Linked DNA regions of Mus musculus: region 2 is linked to region 1. The links are chromatin loops, found by intact Hi-C in ENCODE. Cell type or tissue: left cerebral cortex. All regions are shown on one strand.

Region 1 (2,500 bases):
AAGGTGTACGGAATAGAGAACACAGCCTGTGGGGTTTAAGGCCTCAGAGGACGGACTGTGGTAAGAAGCAGAAACACCTGGGGGCCTTTAACTGTTTTCTTTGGCTTTTGCTTTCCTTCAGGATTGGATCTCACAGTCGCTAAACAGGTTTTATGTCCTCCAGTCCTGTCCTTCCTGACTCCTGAAGTCCTGAGTTTGGAATCATCTGATTTCTTCTCATCTTTTCTCCTTGTCCATGAAAAGCTTCCCAGGAATATGCGTGTACCCATTTATCACAAGTACTGAGTTGTAAAGAACAGTCAAAGCCAAACACTGAGGTAGGGCCATCTTATGGTACAGGCGCGACCAGAAGAAAGGGGGCCATTTTCCACATGGAAAATCGGTCACTTTTGTGGAACTGGCTCCTTGTCACACTTAAGAAAAGAGGAGATCCCTCCCTCTGCACTTATTCTAGACTCACAGCTGGCATTCTGCAAAGCAAGCGTCTCTCGGTGAGCAGGTGCTGTCCTTGGGCCACACATTCATGAGACACTCAGGGCGGTAGAGAGGTAGGGCACACTACTGCTGGTAGCCTGTAAAACCCTATGACGATGTCCTGACGCCATACACTAAGCAGATCTCACCTGTGTTTTAGCTGCTGCTGCTGTGTGGGTCTTGGTGATGTTGTTCAAGACCAGGTTGTCAAAGTGGTTGAAGCGAGTTAAAGATCCTTTCTCTGTCTCAAGATTAAGTGGGAGTCTGGCATCCCCACGAGCGAAGGCAAGCTGTTGGATAGGCCTTGAGGCAGCTTCAGCCCTTTTTCTTCAGTGGGGATTGTGGAAGTGGTAGTACGATAGTTAGTTATGTACAGTGCTTATATCCCAAGTACACTTTAAATAAGTTAATTACCTTTGTTCACTGGGAACTAAATATGTGAAAGATGCATCAGCAGGATTGTTGTTTTGTCATTCGTACAATATATAAAATAAACATGTTACAATGTTTTTTTTAAAAAAAAAAAAACAATTTAACCTGGAAGCCAAGCTAATTACACAAGTTACGGCTATATAAATAACGTAGTCTAATTACATTCAGCCATGCCTTTTAGCATGTCACAGGGAAAACAGCCCATGGCTATTCCCTCTTCACTGAATCCTGTGGGAGATCCCATCTTCAAAATGTAGCTAACATGCAGGAGGAAAATCACATTTAAAAAAAAAAATAACCCAGTAACTTATTTTAGAGCGAGCACTGTCATTTTAATCAAAGGGGAAAAATAGCTGCACTTTGTGCAGAATGGAAACTCCCAGTGAGCAAATCAAAAACTAGGATAAAGGGCTCTGGAGAAAGATTTGAGACTCTAAACTCCACGTTTGGAAGGCCCTGGAGATTCACAACTGCCGCTGTAAAGGGACAGGTTGTGAGTCCCTACTGCACTGGGAAGAGCAGCCTCAGAGAGCTCGTATTCCTGTGAGGCAAGAGCGCCCCCCAGAGCCTGCGCCTCTGAGCTGCAGGCCCTCAGCCACCTCCGAGGAAGAGCTTTGTTTGTTTGTTTTGATTGTTTCTGAATGAAAAGGAGGTTGGGAGTGGGGTGGGCCACGGGAAAGTCTGTGAAAGCTTTTGGTTGAAGGCTGTAAGGCACAATGATTAAGGACAGAAACAATAGATTTTTGAAAACTAAGTTGACTTTAATCATTTCCTCTACACATTCGTTGCTAAAAATTAGAATAACACAAGATTGCCTTTCATTGCAAATTTCTTAACATCAGAAAGTTTAATTATCTACTAAATTATTCCAGTCTAGCCAAACTACCCAAAAATTCTATTTATAACATATCATTTTTGAGATAGGGTCTGTCCTTGTCGTCCCATGTAGCTTCGAACTTTGAATCCTCCTGCCTCAGCCTCTTTTAATATTTTGATACAGAGCATGGACTTATGTTATAAAGATGCTGTGCCTTTGCAAAGAGGTGACTGACCGGATGCTGTGAGCTCCTGTCTCTACACTAACGACATAGGAGGAGGCTAACTGGGATGCATAAAGCAACGACACCTGGTGGCCAGCATATTCTTAGGGCAGAAATGGTGTTAGGTGGCATAGTGAAACTATTGCCATTGTCATAAGAATTAAAGTTAAATTCACGAAGGTGGCCTTGGTTCAAGCACAGGGATTCAAGCCTCACTGGCTGGGTACTCTGTCAAAATAATTAATATTTTGTAGTAGTAATTGCTTTTGGAATTCAGGAACTTATCCTAAGTTACCCATCATTCCTGAAGTCTAGAGACAATAGTAGGATAAATAGCAATGTGATGTAAGTTTTTTTGTGATGCAAACTTTTGATGTGACATTATTTCAAAGACTTAATTCTAAACTTTTAATTCGTGGGTTCAGGGCCCTTATATAGCTTATTCTGTACAAGGCTTCCCCCTTTTTAGCAAATTAGCGATATAAAAGAGGTTTGGGTTAATCTTAGAGCCAGATTTTCAACAGCGAAAACACAACTGATGGCACTGTGTGCTC
Region 2 (2,500 bases), 63 kb before region 1:
AGCATTCTGATTTACATCCACTTTTAGCTTGCCTAACCGGCACTTGCATTTAAAAGGAAGTATGTCTCATGTATGTCAAAAGACCTGATAAAATACAGAAAGTGTGGAAGGTGGGTTTTATAAATAGTGATAAGACATAAATCCTTTTTTTGAGATATAGCAAAGATAATATGTATTTATTCAGTGTAGTTTTTGTTTTCGAATGGATTGAAATACCTTCCCTGTTGGTGCCTTGGTATTCATGAGAAGAACTGCCATTTGGTTAGCGAGCTACTTCTTTGTTCCCCTCCTTTGATAGAAGATTTGATTCTCTTGATTATGAAGCCTGCCCTTGAGTGGTTGGTCAGTTTCTTTGGGTCACAGTGGGTGTAAAATGTGAGAAAGATTCTTTCGAGGGCCAGCACGTAGTGGAGGTGTGCAGTGTACGAGGTAGAATGTCCAGACCTGCCATCCCGGCACAGTGTGCCTCTGAGTTTGGAGCCTAGCTAGCTTGCTTACAGTGGCCAGACATGGACACAGAGAAGTACATTTTCTGAATATATCCAGTTCTGTCTCTGTCTCTCTCTGTCTCCCTGATTCTTTTTAATTGAAGATAGCTGAACCTTATAACTCTGCTCATGAACCAGTGCTAATGAGAGAACGAAATTCATTTCTAAAATTGAAGATAATGAACCTTTTAAAGTTTTGCTGTATGTTATCTCTGCATTCCCTCCACGTTCTAGTGCTCGCTCATGCCCCACTTAAAACACACACACACACACACACACACACACACACACACACACCAATAGTTTTCAGAGGCCTCTTCATCCTGTGAAAACCACAGTTGTGTGAGGAGGGGTGGAGTCCAGCCATGACTATGAATCGGCGAAAGGTCGGAGGCGGATTATTTTTTTTTTTCCTACACAAATCCTTTTTGTCAAAGAACTGTAGATTTTCCTGGGTTGACAAGGGTATAATTTTAAACCGCCTCACATATGCAGCAATGAAAATCAAATCAAATTTAAATTTCTAAATAGACTGTCTTCCTGATAACATCCTTTAAGACTGACTTAGAATAGTAGCGCTGTAACTTTGAAGCCTTGGCGCTCTGGAAGCTGAGCACCGCTGTTGAGTTGGCTTCTCTTCCTGCCAGCGCCCCACCCCCAGCCCCTGTCGACTCTTAGGTCCATTTGCCACTGTTTTTCTTAGTAGCTGTATCTTAAAGAGTACAGAAAGATTGGAGAATACAGCGTCTTATTAAGTCAAGTTCCTGGTTCACTTCTCCTGTTTTCCAGTTTAGGTATTTATCGGAGCCACTTCTTTTGCAGACCCATGAGTCAGTACTGAAATCCAGTCTTTACTTAGGATATTGCATATATACATTTAAACACGTATTGGGTGTAGACACCCTGAAAATGCCAACTAAAACAAAACCGTGCCACTCCAGTTTGAGGTGAAGCAAAGCACAAAAGAAATGTCCTGCCCTTGACAGAAGCCACTGTGGCCTTACCTGTGGGTCAGTTGATTCAATTCTCCTCGCTGCCTTGTGAACATGCGAGCTGTGTGCACAGCCCTGTTTCCCAGTATGTGATGGGTGAGTGGTGTGGTCAGTAGCGTCTGGGATCCGGAAAGGACAATCCCCTGGATGTTTAACTTACTATTAAGGGTACAGACCAGTGTCTCCAAAGAAAACTAGTGAAGTTCATTTTAGGGAGTGTAAGCATTCAGGTAAAGTATGATGGAGGATTTTTGGTTGCTGTAGTTAGTTCATTGACAGAAATCCCTGATCTTATAAAACTTTGTTCTATATTCATTTGACTTCTCTACTACTGTGAAATGCTTCCAGTTCCAGACAGTCTAATGATTTAAATGCACTTGATATTCAGCCAAAGGGACCTACAGCTCAGGAATACTAAATTTATAATGTTGAGCGAGTTACCAGGATGTGTGGTGGAGGCTCAGTCTTTGCTGCCGGGCAAAGTCTTGTCGTTCCCCTGAGTAAGCCTCACAGCCGACTGGCCTCAGGTTTTCTGCTCTGTGAACTGTACTAGTTTCTCTTATGGGAACTGGATGCTATTCGATCAAGAGCGACGAGCTCTGCTGAGGTTCCGCAGACATAGCAAGGTCATGGTTGAGAGCCACGTGACATTCTGGCACCTCTCTTGTCACCGTTTGGCTGAGATTTTGAAAAACTCAGCCACGTTTGTAAGTAGATCAAGCCATTCATTCCTCGGGCGGTTACATTCAACTCTTTGATTAGGGACTAGGGTAGGACGTGGAGAATGGGCTCTCAGTCTTGGGCAGGGAATGAGTGCCATTCCAAAGCAGAGGAGCCTTTGTGGCACAGCACTAAGTGCTGCTCCATGCCAGTCATTTGGTCTTTGTTGTTGCCTTGCTATCTTATTTCCTGCAGTTAGACCCGACTCTGTAGCTAAGGCTGGCCTGGAACTTCTTATCATCCTGTCTGAGCCTCCCACTGTATCCTAGGATGTCAAGGACTTGTCATCACAGCCAGCCT

What was found. Hi-C counts contacts between places; a loop is a spot of excess contacts. Peaks named below come from ENCODE experiments on the same cell type or tissue, not always from the same donor. Only the 100,000 strongest peaks of a DNase experiment are listed, where the experiment ranks them.
Region 2: it touches region 1 in a loop (2.5-fold over the local background); 2 of 42 quality-filtered maps call a loop at or near these places.

What each region holds. Positions count from the first base shown.
Region 1 is chr8:57,573,562-57,576,061 of GRCm38, reverse strand. The region is part of intron 2 of Galnt7 (polypeptide N-acetylgalactosaminyltransferase 7); the gene reads left to right. Among named protein-coding and RNA genes, the nearest start is that of Gm25379, 25 kb to the right of the region's middle. In left cerebral cortex, a CTCF peak has its summit at 1,469; a DNase peak (open chromatin) is centred at 1,458.
Region 2 is chr8:57,636,401-57,638,900 of GRCm38, reverse strand. The region is part of intron 1 of Galnt7 (polypeptide N-acetylgalactosaminyltransferase 7); the gene reads left to right. Among named protein-coding and RNA genes, the nearest start is that of AW046200, 14 kb to the left of the region's middle. In left cerebral cortex, no CTCF peak of the experiment used is centred here; DNase peaks (open chromatin) are centred at 874 and 1,079.